Regions from separate parts of the Homo sapiens genome. Here region 1 is linked to region 2. Evidence: chromatin loops called from intact Hi-C (ENCODE). Cell type or tissue: mammary epithelial cell. All regions are shown on one strand.

Region 1 (8,000 bases), 130 kb before region 2:
AAATCATTCCATGATGTCATTACCCCTTCGGCCCTGAATAGGGTATTTGAAAAAGCTGGATCTTAGGGTACAGGCTTGACTCCAGGCCAAGGGAACTGCAATGGGTGAGGCAGGTGCCAGGTGCAGCTCGGAGGTCTGGGGATGGCCCAGGGAAGGCTTTGATCTCTGAGTCTCTCGCTAGCCCAGCTTTGACTCAGATGTAAGAATAGGTCGGGTACAGAGGCTCATGCCTGTAGTCCCAGTACTTTGGGAGACCGAGGCAGACATATCGTTTGAGCCCTGTAGTTCAAGACCAGCCTGGGCAACATGGAGAAACCCCATCTCTACAAAAAACACAAAAAATTTGCCGGGTGTGGTGGCATGCATTTGTAGTCCCTACTACTCAGGAGGCTGAGGTGGGAGGATCTTGAGCCCAGGAGGTCGAGGCTGCAGTGAGCCATGATAGCATCACTGCTCTCCAGCCTCAAGGAAACAGCCTCATGGTGACACAGACCATGTCTCCAAAGAAAAAAAAGAAAAAGAAATAAAAAGGATGTAAGAATAAAGGTTCAGAGGGCCAGGGAGCAACAATGCACTCTACTACTCACAATTCATACTAATTTTAAAAGTTCACAAGCTCATCAGTGTGATCTATTTTTAAATTTTCAGATTCAAAAACTGTAAAACAAAGTATGAGTGGGGAAAGTATCAAAGCTGGAGGAAAATAAAGGGAAAAGGAAACAGAAAGAGTAAAGAGAAGGGGAGAAGGGTGGTGACAGGACAAAAAAAGGAAGGAGGAGGGTAAATGAAATGAGGCAGAAGAGAGGCAAGGACCCTGCATGCCAGGAAGCTTTTTTTTTTTTTTTTTTTTTTTTCTTGAGACAGTGTCACTCTATCACCCAGGCTGGAGTGCACTGGCCCTATCTTGGCTCACTTCAGCCTCCACATCCTAGGTTCAAGCAATTCTCCTGTCTCAGCCTCCCAAGTAGCTGGTATTACAGGCGTGCATCACCGCACCCAGCTAATTTTTTTTTTTTTTTTAACCAGAAAGATTTCGATCAAAGGAGGGGCTGCCATGACAGACAGCCTCCCTTGGCTTGCTGGCTCAGGCCTTGGAGTTCCAGGAGCCTGGCAGATCCCTACAGGTAAAGCCTGAAGAGGTCAGATTAGCAAAAGAAGTCTATTTAAGCATCCTTTTCAATGCACCTTTTATTGACTACCTACTTTGATCTGACCCCAATGGGCCCATTTTCTCCTCCCCCTTTGAAACCCCAAGTGCTTCTCCCTATCAACCCTGCTGCAGGAGGCTCCTCTAACATAGCCATTTCCTAAGGAGAAATCTGTGAACGTCCCCAAGCCCTTCCTGCATGCAGCCCTTCAACACATGCAAAAGCAGCTTCGGTAAGTCAGTCCCTGTATCTTTAGATGTCACCGGGGATCCGCAAGGGATATTCAATTACTTATCAATAATCAACCAGAGCTTTCCAGAGACAATTAGGAAAACTGGTCTATGTGGGCTCTTTTAAAAAATACATTATAAAAGTGCAGTGTTTTCATGCAATTGCCCCGTCTTCTACCAACCGTAAGCATTGGGAAGGGTGCCCACTACCTGTCGCTGAGACCTCACCAGCAGGGAACACACACAGGACCAGGGGCTTTGTGAATACTTGTGGAATGGATGAACAAATGAATTGACGGGTGGATGAATACAAACATGTCAGAGTACAAACATACAGGCAAAAATCAAGCATGAAAAATTAGAAACATATTATGTGAACAATCCACTCTGCATAGCAAACCCAACATGTAATGTGGTTTGGCATATGACATCATGAGCTTCCATCGCTGCCCTCGTCCCTCCTTCCAGATAAGCTGCTGCTTCCGCAGCGGATATAACTCTTCTTATTGTGTTTGGACTCCAATCCCATGTGAACACACAGCTGCACAGTCCAGGATGCAGCCTGGCCAGGTCAAGAAGCAAAAAGCCAGCTGGGAGTCGTGCCCACTTTGGGAAGAACGCACAGATCCCCAACACGGGCTCCAGGTGTCAGCAGAAGGCCCTGATGTTCTACAGACATGTGATGCCTATAATCAAAGATCCTCCATTCAAAGGCACGGGACTCTCACACCTGGAAATGTGCTCAGAGAATACCCCGCACCATTTTATTTTCCTACGGATGGGAGTATCTACACACAAAAACCGCTCACCCCCAACACTCTTCATTTGTCTAGCTAAACGGGTTGTTTTAAACAGAAATTCTGATAAAACGGAGAGGGCCATCATGTCAAGGAAAGTTGCTGTTTTATAAACTAGAATAATGGATCAAGCCTTGGAGTCCCTAAAGAGAGAGGATCTCTTGAGCCCAAGAGTTCGAGGCTGCAGTGAGCTGTAGTGCTGCCACTATACTCCAGCCTGGACCACAGTGTAAGACCCGGTCTCTAAAAAAAAAAAAAAATTTATATCAGTTGGATATGGTGATGTGTGCCTACAGTCCTAGCTACCTGGGAGACTGAGGCAGGAGGACTGCTTGAGCCCAGGGGTTTGAGGCTTTAGTGAGCTATGATGGCACCTGTGAAAAGCTACTGCACTCCAGCCTGAGCAACAGAATGAGACCCTGGGAAAAAAAAAAGAAAAGAAGGAAAGAAAGAAAGAAAGAGAAAAAAGAAAGAAAGAAAAAAAGTATCTAGCATCCACTTGAAATCTATTTTTAAATTGTTGGATTTTAAACAATCTTAGTTTGTAAGGTATAAAATTGACTATGCTTACCACTGTATAATATATTTACAGATTAATTTAATAAGCCTTTACTAAATGCATGTACAGACAGGTGTCAGAGGTGTATTATAGTTTACATAAACTGGTAACTTCCAACTTAAAAAAAATAAATAAACATCTTCATCTCTGGTGGTTCTGCATGAGGCAATGTTTGAATAAGGTAAACTGCTGTCTTCTGAATTATCTTTTGAATATTGAATACTAAAAATAAAGGGAAAACAATAAATATCAAATTTCTGATCTGAAGTCCATGACTACAAGAGGAGTTACACTTGTTTTGATGTCGTTCAGCCTTTTGAACCCAGCCGACAAGAATGTGTTGAGTAACCACTGTTTTCCATGTGCTACGTGAGGCACTGGGAAGCTGAGATAAAACACACAGTCTATGAAGGAGTTCCAGTCTAGTTCTAGCTCCAAATAATTTAAATCACCTTTAAGATCCCATCTTGTCATTTAATCTCAAAACACATCAATTGCAGCCATGCAGGACAACCATAGCTGCACACGCTAGAATGGCGGGTGGCCTCGGGTCCGTCAATCACACCAGTGTGGGGACCAAGGGAGACTCCATCCTGCATGCTATGGCTCTACCATGCCTTCCCTGAGTGAGTTACGAACACTTCTACACCTACAAAACGAAAACCACCCACTCTTCTTCATGGCAGGGGTCTCCTCTCACCTCCCAAGTGCGGCTCACTGTTCACTCTCCCAGCTATCTGAGGTGCCTATGACCCCCACCCCCATGCTGGCCTTTCTCTTGGCATCCAGCAGCTTCCATGAATGACTGGCCACCTCCTTCTCACTGCAGTCCTGCCACTCTGTGGGGTTTCTCTGGCGCACTGCAACAGGACTCTGTCCCGAGAGGCTTGCACAGTTCCTTCTGCTTCCTTCATTGACTGCCTGCTTCTTAGTGACTCCAAAAGTTGTATTAACCCAAGCAGACAGGTCTATTTCCTTGTTGACTGACAAGCTCCATATTTACATACTGCAAGGACATTCTGGCATTAATTCTGTTCACCCATGAAAACAGGGCAGCTGCTTCTGCCACAGACATCCCACATCTCACTCAAGACCATATGACGGGAGGATCTTGAAGCCGCAGACAGAATCAGGCTAGTAAAGGCGTGGGCCACCGAAGGCTGAGGATGAGTGTGAAGTCTAAGTTCACACCAGGCAAGACACCACCCACGAGCACTGGGATGGACCTGGGAGACCAGACGCTGCTCCAGACCCCTCGTGACATCCCCATGCAGAGAGCATGTTTTACAGCAAGAGGAAAGCCAAGACTCCCAGGAGCAAAGTAGTGATCAAATCTTAAAAAAAGGGAGAATGACAGTTGGTGGGGAGACTTTTTAAATAGATGTTACCAGAGAGCTGTAATAGTCAGGGTTTTCTAGAAAAATAGAACCAACAAGAGATGTACATAGAGAGATTTATCGCAATGATTTAGCTCACACAATTACGAAGGTGAAAAAGTCCCAAGACCTGCAGTCAGTAGGCTGGAGACCCAGGAGAGCCGATGGTGCAAATTGCAGTCTGAAAAGAGGAGACTCTATAGACCCAAGAAGAGCCGATGTTTCAGTGTGAGTCCAAAGGCGGAAAGGACCAATGTCCCAGCTCAAGCAGTCCGGCAGGGGGGCTTCCCTCTTACTCAGTTTTTTTGTTCTATTCAGGCCTTCAACTGTTTGGACAAGGCCCACTCACATTATGGAGAGCAGCCTGCTTTACTCAGTCTACCCATTCATATGTCAATCTCATCCAAAAACACCCTCCCAGACACACCCAGAACATATGACTGAATGTTTGGGCACCGCATGGCCCAGTCAAGTTGACACATGAAAGTAACCATCACAGTAGCTAAAACTGAAATCCACAATTTAGGATAACAGAGGAAATTCACTTGACTCACCCCAAAGTCAAAATGCCAGCCTAGTCTCCAGGAAGACACAGTTCTCAGCCACTAGAGAAAGCACACGTGTTTTGTTTCAGATGGTCATCTTGAGGAAGCGAACTCAGTATAATGCAACTTGAGATGGACACTTAATAAATGTGGCTTTGATCAAATTCTCATAATAAAACCGCACAGAAGAACCCAATGTCTAATGTTTCCATTCACCCAAGCTCAAGGAACTTTGTACCTCAGGGCATCTGAGTCAGAGAGCCGCTTAGCGACTCAGGCCCGGTGCTGACAAAGGAGGCTGCCTGAGTCACTGAGGCTGAGTAACTGGCCCTCGGCACAGGACAGGAGTAAACTACTCCTGATATCTAGTCTGTTTTTTTTTTTTTTTTTTTTTGGCAATATTCTATTGGGCGTTTTTGACTGCAATTTAAATATCTTTCAGTACTGGAAATGGTTTAACACGCAATCTTGGGTCAAAGTATGCATCATAAGGCCTCATAGAAATATTCAAATGTTAAAAAAAATAAATAAATATTCAAATGTTCCTCCCGTGGTGCGTTTAGTGGTTAGAACTCAGGTTCTCCAGTTAAGCTGCCTGGGGTCAGATCTCAGGGCTACCATTTACAGCCCGGGAAACCCTGAGTTAAAGTTACTTTGATCTCTGTTTTCAGTGTCTTTACCTGTAAAAATGAGGCTATCAAATATGTATACACTGTCTATGATGTCCAGGCTTCTTAACAACCCTAACAAAAAGACAACATCATTGTCCCTGTTTCCCAGTGGAGAAAACCGAGACACTACGAGATTAAGTGACTTGGCCCAGGCTGCACAGGTTGAGGGACCCGGATGTAAATTTAGGCAGCCTACATGCAGTCCCCGGCATCCCCTAGCCTACTGCATCTGCCTGTGGCTATTTGTGAGACGGTGAGCTAAAATGAGACAGAACCTATGTGCCCAGAACAGTTTCTGGTCTGTAGTAAGCCCATCATTAGCCTTCATCGACATGTTATGGTGTAAACGCATTTTAAACCATGGCAGGCTAATAAACACCGTGGAAACACAATTCTGTGTATTAACTGATGATCTTCTAAACTGGGGGGTGATCTAAATCCAGTAACACTTGACAAAATTTTATATAAATGCACAATGAAATGTTCTTTGAGTTTGGTTTTATTAAAGTTTAATTGATAGACTAGGAATTCCTGTACTTCTAAGACTTGATGCAAATGGTTTTTGTTTTTTTGTTTTTTGTTTTTTTTTGTCTAAAACATCTTCAGGATAGTGCAAAACCTCTTTTCTTTAATATATTATTATAAAACACTCATTAGTAGAGTCAGCACCAAAAATGTGAGATGTATTGGGAGTTGTGTTTTGAAGACAGTTCTCCTGATTCTAAACCCAAATTGTGATTTATTACCTTCCAAAATATGTGGAAGGGAGTGCGGGCCTTAAGTTCAGTGATGTCTAAGTACACTGCTGCTTGCAAGCCAGCTACACATTTCAGCTAACCGGATTAGCCTACTTCCAGTTAAAACCCGACTGAGGATATGAAAATAAATATGACTGATTCATTTAAAATCAGAAAAACACTCAATATTTTCTTCCCTCTATTTCTGGTATGCTAAGATATCACACGAGTGCGACTTAAGAAAAACTTAGAATCTTTTCATTTAAAATAAGCCATTTTTGTTTTAACCGAATGGTTCAGTTATTAAATGTCTACCTGAGTCAAGGAGCGAGGTCACACTGCAAACTCCACTTATTTCTACTAAAGGGAAATGGCCCGGACTCCCCCGCGCAGACCACCGTGCCAGGACAGCCCGCTCGGGAGTCGGGCCTGGAAGCAGGCGGACAGCGTCACCTCCCCGCAGCCGCCGGCTGGGACCCGCGGCCAGCCTTTACCCAGGCTCGCCCGGTCCCTGCCCGCATGGCGGTGCCCCACCTGGTGAGGACGCGGGCTGCAGTCCTCCCTCTGGGGATGAGTCGGTGGGCTCCTCTGAGCTCCAGCGCCCCCAGGGTCTAGACCCCTCCCATTGCTCCGCTCCCCTCTCCCCGTGGTCTCCCCACCCCCAACCCCCAGGGTTCGGCTCTCCTCTCCCGGGTCTACCCCACAGCTCAACTCCTTTCTCCCGGCTTCTCCCCGCACGGTTCGGGTCCCCTCTCCCAGTGGTCTTCCCGGACCCACAGCTCTGCTCTCCTCTCACCAGTCTCCCCAACTCCGGCTCTGCTCCCCTCTCCTTGGGTCTCGCACCGGATTCGGCCCCCACTTCCGAGCCCTGGTGGCTAAGCCCCTCGGCCTCCCTCCGGGGCGCAGGGGGTTGGAGGTACTCACGGCACCGCAGCGGGCCGGGGACTCCCGGACGGGGCTGGAGGGCGCGGGCGGCTGGTGGCTGCGGCTCCGCTGCCGGCCGAGTGGAGCGCTGCGCAGCTCCCGCCCTCGAGAAACCCCGCCGTGTCATTTGACCATATAAGGAGATGCACGCCTCGGCTCGCTGGCACCGGGCGTGGGGCGCGGGGGGCGGGCGCCCCCAGGCCTCGCGGTTGCCGTGCCCCCGCCCCGGGCTGCGGCGGTCCCGGCCCGTACCCTTTGTTTGCCAGGGCTCCTTTCTTCGTGCCCTCCGGGTCTTGGGAGCACAGTAGTTATCGGGAGCGTCGCCTCCGGCGTGGGCTCTCGGGCGCGAGTTTCGGACGAGGCCTGGGCGCGGTGGCAGGGGTCTGCCCACGCCGGGATCTCTGCCTGGTCCCAGGAGCGGGAGACTGGAGAAGCCCCAGGACGTGCCGGGGGAGGCGGAGGGAGGAGGGGGTCACTTCTCAGGAGGCATGTGCCTGGGATATATTTGCAAGGTGGACGTTTTTCCTTCTTACCCTGCAGATGCTTCTTTACGAAATGAACACCACAGATGACCATAAAGAATCCTTCGTTCCACTACGGAGGGGACTAAAGGAAGGTCCTATCCCCACCTCTCCCTCTCGGGGCCAGAAGACTAGTTAGACATCTTGGATTCCCCTCCAGGGCGGGAAAACCAAAGTGAGCTGGGAGCGTGCCTCCCACATTCCAAGCCCGGGCCCTCTGCGTGACGCTGACGCTGGGTAGGGACAGATGGCACTGTTCAGCATTGTCGCAGGGAGAGCACAGGTTGAGCCCATCCCTGGGAGAGGGTGCGTCGTGATGGAAACATTTGCTCCTGAGCAGGTAACCGGTCCACTTGCAGAAACCGGTGGACGATGAGTAGGTGGACCACAAAGGCGTCCTCGGCACTTTGGGGGCAGGTGTATTATTTTTAACATTCGGGGCAGCTCATAGGAATACATCCTCCAGAGAAGGCGGGAAGAACTCCGTGATTG
Region 2 (8,000 bases):
TATGTGTATTATGTATGTATGTATATTTTTCTCTGATAACTTAATGCTGCCTTTGAGGGCACAGGCCCCAGCTCCCTGGTATTTGTGCTACAGAACTCTGGCAGGCACCCAGGGACTTGGCTGGCCAGAGGACCAGGAGCATGTGGGACCAGTGCCTGGGGCTCCCAGCCAGGTTTTCAGCCCTTGCCATGCTGCCTTCTATACTGACCCCTTGCCCTTTGCAGAATGCCTGTGGGTTTGAGAACGTCCCAGGGGACTTGCTGTTAGCCGCTTCCAGCTGGTGACATCTAAAGGCTTGGAGGCCATGGCTCCATAGGCAGCATGCCCAGAACACTTACCAACAAGAGTGCACCCAGAGGCTGCAGTTTCGGCTCTAGATGGGGTCCTCTTGTCCTGCCATGCCCATGTGTCCCAAGCAGGCATGTGAGGGAAAAGAGAGTCAGAATCCCTTCTGCACTGATGGGCTCTCAAGAGGTATTATATGTACTTGCATAGAGAGGGCCAGTGGGGATTTAGAATCAGCCAAACAGAACTGGGTTTGAACCCCAGCCCCCTGATGACACATGTGTGACCTGGTGAGGTGGCCTGGCCTCTCTGGACCATAGTCCTCACAGGAAACATGTTTGCACCTGCATTGGACCTGCTTCCCGGGGTGCTGGCCGGCCAGGGGCTCAGCCTAGGTGTTCAGTGATGTCTGTCTCGGTATCATCACTGCCTGACTGCCATGGTCTGCAGGCGGGGTGGGGCAGGGCTAGGAAGGGTCCATGGCTGGGACCAGCTCCAATGTTGATGAGCGTTTCCTTTATAAGAGGTGCTGAGCAAGCACTGTCCTCATCCAATCCTCCCAACAAACTTGGGAGTTTGGTTTGTTAATCCCCAGGTCACAACCAAGGAAGTCACCTCTCACGAAGGCCACTCAGCTGATGGACAGAGTCAGGCCTACATCTGGCCTCCCTGATCTGCTTCCCCAGGAGTCCAAAGACCCAGATGTCCTCCACATTAGCTCATTTCCCACCGCACTGCACTTTGTCATCCACACCAAAGTCAGGTGGAGTTAATTCCCTGCTAAACTCATCCTTGGCTCTGCAAGATGAATGCCGAACCCTTAGCCTAGGCCAGGAGGGGAACCCTTCACACACCGGGGGCCGCAGCTCCAGCTCAGCCCCCAACACCCATCAATGCACACAGGCTATTTGACCCCCTTGACAGCTCCCAGGCAGCCCACACTTGTGTCTGTGCACGTGTGCTGCTGCATCTTCCAGGGACCATGCTTCTCCTCTAACGCCTTGTGTAAGTGTGACCTCTCTGGGGAAGGTCTGCCTCATCCCCTGGGGAGACACACTTGCTCCCTCATCTGGGCCCTCTTGGCATGGTGTTCATTCTCCACTGCATAGCGCTATCATTGATCAGTTTGCATGTATGCTAGGAGCTCCTAACCAGTATTTATTGGACCTCTGCAAGCCTGGGAATCTGTAAGTGCTGAACTCCATGCAGGCAGGGCTGTCTCAGCCACCTGCTGCCTGGGTGGCTCTGGGCAGGCCCTTCAACTCTGTGCTCAGGATCCTCATTTGCACAATCAGCTAAAAGTAGCATTTTGTTCCTAAGGTTTTTATAAAAATTAAATTAGTTAATATAGATGAGGTGCTTAGAATAATGTTTGGCTCACAGTAAGTAAAAGCTAATAAAGATTGACTACTATTATTATACTCAGTAAATATTAAATTAATACATGAAAATAGCACAAATGGAAGCCCAATTTAGCCTTTTGCCCTTCACAGACCGCAGGTTCCCTTTCTTCCGTATCTATAAAAAACTTTCTGGACAAAGTAGTTACTCAACATTTATTAAATACAAAGAATAAATTAGTTTAAATATCACAGAAAAGAAGGATGCTAAACCCCACACCGCCACTTACTGGAAGATATCATGCACTCAAACCATAGGCTATTACTAAACTTCAGTTTGTCTTTAAATAAAAATTCTTGGGGGGACAGAGTCTTGCTCTACTAGAGCTAGAGTACAGTGGCATGATCATAGCTCACTGTAGCCTCAAATTTCTGGGCTGAAGTGACCCTCTGCCTTGACCTCTGAGGAGCTGGCATGCACCATCACACCTGGCTGACTTAAAAATAAATTTTTTTTAAGAGATGGGGTCTTGCTATGTTGCCCAGGCTGACCTCAAGCAATCCTCCAACCTCAGCCTCCCAAAGCACTGGGATTACAGGTATGAGCACCATACCCAGCTTAAAATTTTTTATTTCTAACTGACAATCAAGAACTTGCACTGGAACAACTAGCAGGGAGCGCTGCCCCTTCAAGATATTTCTTACTTGTTTTAGCCAAATTGGTTTCAGTTTGGGTGAGATTAGATTTTCAGTTGTTTTTTAGTAATGTAGACACACATTACTATATGCTTATTTATATCCTCTGACTTTGAGTGTTCTCAAGGGTTCTAGTCACAGAGTCATCTAGTCTTTAGGAAAAAAAGAGACCAGAAGGGCATTAACATATATTTAGTTCTGACCATGTGCCAGGCATGGACCTCTGGGTTCAAATGGCCTCATCTAGGATATGGGATAAGTAAGAACAGAACGGTTAAGTATGTGTGATGAAATTTAAGTATTTCTGGAATCTATAATGCAACAAACCGATATCCCCTATTCTCTTACCCTATCCATTTGTGCACTCATTCTTGCCACAGCTGTGTCAGGTATCTATGCCATAATACAGCTGGGCACCTCAGGGGGACCAGGAGAGCAACATTAACCTCTAAGTTCCAAGCAGTTTATATTTGAGATTAATGCTAAGGCAAGTTCACAAATAGTATAATGGGCAATGTAGGACATATGAACTAAGACATTCCACGGTTCCAAAATGTAGCCATACTTACACTTTTAAAATTTAGGGATAAATTCTGCAATTTGCGTGGAAGTATAAGGTACATGGACATTTGCATCTTCTGTACAGTTATTTGTTGTGAGAACGAGAGAGGTCTATCTTATGATAATTAGCATATTGAATGTTTATTACACTAGTTATTGAAAAAGAATCTCTTAGTATTTTTGCTTTGCTCCTCAAGTTTAGTAGGGAAAAAAGTAAAATGAAAACAAGATAACACACACAATAAGAAGAATACAAATTCATTTCTTATGATTGTTAGTAGTAGACATAAATTTCAAAAAATGCATTTGCAAGCAGTATAGTTGATGTTTCAGAAACTATTGGAATGATAAGCCAATAGGTTTTATAATTGTATATAAAAATTATGAAAACTTGTGTTAGTTTGAAGGCAACCACAGGTATTATTTAAATGCATAATTCCTTTGGCAAAGTAGGTATAATCTAGCTGAATCATACTCTCTAGACCATCTGCTATTCTGTTTCCCCCTAAAAGGCTTAGGGTAAAGTAAGCCTTTCATTGTGCTATGTCCTTATGTGAAAAGGTATTAAACAAATTATATTGACCTGATGGGAACCAACAAGTAAAAGCTGGTTATATAAAATAGGCAGCTATTTTGGAGTCTTTAAAAAAACAAACAAACAAAAAAAAAAAAAACCAAAGGAAAACCAACTCTGCCATCTGGTGTAAAAACAGATTATTACAACTTCTTTCTTCAAACAAAGCATAGTGGCTATTCCAGTTATTCCTTATTTATCATTGATTATCATGATGTGGTGAGAATTTTGAGCGAGTGTTCCCCCTCTCCCTCCTTGGGTAACTAAAGCTTGATGTACATATATTTTAAATTGTTTATGGGAATATTTCTAAAATAATTACTAATTTACTGCCTTATTAAGTGAGAGATAATGAACCCAATTACATCTTTCCTTGATGATGCAGCGTGCTGACTGTATTGGTCCATTCTCTGTTGCTATACCAGAATACCACAGGCTGGGTAGCTTATAAGGAAAAGAAGTTTCTTTAGCTCATGGTTCTGGAGGTTGGAAGGTCCGAGAGCATGGCACCAGCATCTGGCGAGGGCCTTTCTGCTGTCTCATGACATGCGGGAGGCATCCCATGGCAAGACAGGGCAAGCGTGCATGTCAGCACAAGACTCTCTTTCTCTTCCTATAAAGCCACAAGTCCCTTCATGGGGATGCACCCTGATGACCTTATCTACTAATATTTCCCTTTAATGCTAAAAGATACCATCTTCAAATTCCATCAACATATGAATTCGGAGATTAAGTTTCCAACACATAAAATTTAGGGGACACAGCCAAGCGCGGTGACTCACGCCTGTAATCCCAGCATTTTGGGAGTCCGAGGCAGACAGATCACTTGAGGTCAGGAGTTTGAGACCATCCTGGCCAACGTGGTGAAACCCTGTCTCTATTAAAAAAAAAAAATTAGCTGGGCATGGTGCTGGGTGCCTGTAGTCCCAGCTACTCAGGAGGCTGAGGCAGGAGAATTGCTTGAACCCATGAGACAGAGGCTGCAGTGAGCCAAGACTGTGCCACTGCTCTCCAGTCTCCAGAGAACAAGACTCTGCCTCAAAAAAAAAAAAAAAAAAAAAAAAAGAAGAAGAAGAAGACTTACGCCTTCTCTTACGCCTGTAATCCCAGCACTTTGGGAGGCCGAGGCGGGTGGATCACCTGAGGTCAGGAGTTCAAGATCAGCCTGACCAATATGGAGGAACCCCATCTCTACTAAAAATACAAAATTAGCCGGGTGTGGTGACGCATGCCTGTAATCCCAGCTACTCGGGAGGCTGAGGCAGGAGAATTTCGTGAACCTGGGAGGTGGAGGTTACAGTGAGCCGAGATTGCACCATTGCACTCCAGCCTGGGCAACAAGAGCAAAACTCTGTCTCAAAACAAAACAAAACGAAAAACCAAGAAAACATTTAGGGACACATTCAAACAATACCACTCATTATGAGCATTAATTAGCTTACTTTCTCTGTAATAGATAACAGCGATAACCTCAGGGTTAAACAATACTTTCGTCAAGCCTAACTGACCTCATGGATTGTACTTTTTTAGCTTGCAACACACAGTGTTTAAATTTCTGCTCAGTATGGCATTACTGCCTGCTGTGGAAGCTGGCCAGGAATCTGGGTCAAGGTGACCAGAAACCCGGTTGCAGAAACCTGAAGCTACAAGGCAGAGATGGGTTTCACTGCAAACAGGTGGCCTCCAGATGCAGCAGCAGACCGTAAAAGTAGAGCAGAAAGTCAACAGGTCAAATTGGCAGGGAACTCTCATGGGACAAACTCAAGGAAGAGGCCAAAAGAATAAAAACTAAGGGGAGGCCGGGCACAGTGGCTCATGCCTATCATTCCAGCACTTTGGGAGGCCGAGGCGGGTGGATCGTTTGAGATCAGGAGTTCAAGACCAGCCTGGCCAACATGGCAAAACCCCGTCTCTACCAAAAATACAAAAAAATCAGCCAGGCGTGGTGGTGTGCACCTGTAATCCCAGCTACTAGGGAGGCTGAGGCAGGAGACTCAGTTGAGCCTGGGAGGCGGAGGTTGTAGTGAGCCAAGATCGCACCACTGCACTCCAATCTGGGCAGAGAAAATGAGACCCTGTCTAAAAAAAAAAAAAAGAGGAGAGTTGAAGGGAGACAAGAGAACTATGTGATGGTCTAAGCACTGTTGCCCAGACAAGATTCTACATCTTTCTTCACTGTGGCTCCAGCTCACCCCTACTGAGTTCATTCCAAATCTTGGTGCTTCATTCATCACTAGTATCACAGCAGAGCCCAAACTTCAGTAGGAATAATAATCAGCTGGAGGGCAGATCACAGAAGGATCCAAGATGCGCCTGCATGTCTTCATTTTTAAAATAAAACCCACAGATGACCTTGATCCAGGTGGTACGAAGGCCCCAATTTGAGAAACAAAATCAACTCCTAAAATTCTATAATCAAAGTTGTTTGCCACATGCCAGAGTTGAACAAATAACAGATCTGGAACATATAAGTTGTGTGTTGTTTACTTTACTACTGACCTTTCTTTACCTAGAACCCTTTCCCATAAACCTTATTAATATAGAGAGTTTCATTAACATTGTTGAGGACATATTTATTTGAAACATTTTTTAAAATAAAGTAGATGGCCGGATGCGGTGGCTCATGCCTGTAATCCCAGCATTTTGGGACGCTGAGGCAGGTGGATCAAGAGGTCAGGAGTTCAAGATCAGCCTGGCCAATATGGTGAAACCCTGTCTCTACTAAAATGACAAAAATTAGTCAGGCGTGGTGGCACATGCCTGTAGTTCCAGCTACTCGGGAGGCCGAGGCAGGAGAATCGCTGGAACCTGGGAGGCGGAGGTTGCAGTAAGCTGAGATGGCGCCACTGCACTCCGGCCTGGGAGACAGAGCAAGACTCCGTCTCAAAAAAAAAAAATTAAAAAATTTTAAAAAATAAAGTAGATAAACAGTGTAATATTTTTCTCCCAACAAAACAACAATGTGAAATTTTATTACTAAATACTCTGACACTAGGGGTAAATTTGTAATTCCAGAGTACTGGAATCAATTCAAGCATTAAGAGCTTACTGCCTGATAAATATTCAGTTTTGGAATCTTTGCAGTGCCTGCTTATAATTTTCCCTTAGCCTATGAAACATGTTTTTGCTCATTTCACCTATCTAGACTCTAAATTTTATTTTACGAACTTTTCAAATTTCTTTTAAAATTGTTTATTTTATCATTGTATAAAATCTTCAAATGACAATGTAGAGTGATTTTTTCCAAATATTTTTCTTTCTTTTTTGGAGACAGAGTCTCGATCTGTCGCCCAGGCTGGAGTGCAGTGGCACAATCTCCGCTCACTGCAAGCTCCGCCTCCCGGGTTCACGCCATTCTCCTGCCTCAGACTCCCTGAGTAGCTGGGACTACAAGCGCCCGCCACCACGCCCGGCTAATTTTTTGTATTTTTTGCGGAGACGGGGTTTCACCGTGTTAGCCAGGATGGTCTCGATCTCCTGACCTCGTGATCCACCTGCCTCGGCCTCCCAAAGTGCTGGGATTACAGGCGTGAGCCACCACGCCCAGCCCAAATATTTTTCTATACATACTCCATGTAAAGAGAAAGAGAAATCATTAGTTTTTTTCCTCAATAATTATTTGTAAGTAATTAACAGAAGTAGGCCTTAAAGTGAATTTAATTTACTGTTTTTATTTCTTAAAGTGAAATTTTGCTATAATTCCTAAAATTTGTAACTACAGGTAGGGTGATCATGCATTCCAGTTTTTCCAGGATAATCATAGTGATGGCAGTGGCAGCCCATCTGGAGTGGCTGCTGCGGGCAGGCCAGCTGCAGCAGGAGAGGTGTGACTGGGGCTGCATGCTCTGGGGAGTTGGTGGGGGCTGGGAACAGGTGATCCCAGAGGGAGCCCCGCATCCTACCAAGTTGGCTGGTCAGGAGCCCATGCTCCCAGGCAGAACTGCAGCCACCCAGCTGCAGCTCTGGACCTGGGCATCTCTGTGCTCTCAGGAGCCTGGAAAGATCCCTGCCCCTACAGGCTCAGAGGTGCCTGCTCCCACTCCCCAGCCTCTCCCCACTCCTGGTGCCCACTCCAGTGTGGAGCAAAGTTATAGCTGAGCCCAGGGGCTGTCGCAACCCAAGCTGCATGTGTGCGTGCTTAGGGTGGCACTGACATGCCAGCTCTTCCACCACTTTGGCCCCCTCTAAACTTTGGGGGCCAACGAGCTCAGGGAGGTGGGGAGGGCTGAGGGTGGCTTGTCGCAGGCCTGTGGGTACCCCTCAGCACGGACAGCATGGGTACCGCTAACAGCATGTTGATGGTGGTGGGAGGCAGACAGGTTCCTGGGCAAGGAGTGGGACCTCGCCCCACCTTCAAGTCAGGAACAGCCTGAAGCCTGGGGGCCTTATTGCCAGTTCTGGGTGGAGCCCACAACCTGGAGTGAGAACTTCATTGATGCCTTTCGGACAATCCAATGGTGCTTTTTCCATGTCCACCCATGTCTGCACATGGACCAATCAGCATGCACTTCCTCATTACAAGCCCATAAAAAAACCCAGATTCA

Evidence for each region. A loop is a pair of places that touch in the nucleus more often than their neighbours do. Peaks named below come from ENCODE experiments on the same cell type or tissue, not always from the same donor. Only the 100,000 strongest peaks of a DNase experiment are listed, where the experiment ranks them.
Region 1: it touches region 2 in a loop (6-fold over the local background); 10 of 110 quality-filtered maps call a loop at or near these places.

What each region holds. Positions count from the first base shown.
Region 1 is chr2:105,391,983-105,399,982 of GRCh38, forward strand. FHL2 (four and a half LIM domains 2) reads right to left here and starts at 7,069. Exons shown (of 7, transcript NM_001318895.3): 1 at 6,860-7,069; 2 at 4,665-4,715. RefSeq lists silencers at 6,803-7,022, 7,043-7,172 and an enhancer at 6,850-7,672. In mammary epithelial cell, CTCF peaks have their summits at 6,527 and 7,062; DNase peaks (open chromatin) are centred at 4,919 and 7,059; H3K4me3 peaks cover 4,651 bases; H3K27ac peaks cover 6,130 bases.
Region 2 is chr2:105,517,811-105,525,810 of GRCh38, forward strand. All of the region lies in intron 1 of LOC105375311 (a long non-coding RNA gene), which reads left to right. Among named protein-coding and RNA genes, the nearest start is that of LINC02946, 89 kb to the right of the region's middle. In mammary epithelial cell, CTCF peaks have their summits at 1,368 and 3,591 (motif pointing left); a DNase peak (open chromatin) is centred at 4,031; H3K27ac peaks cover 229 bases.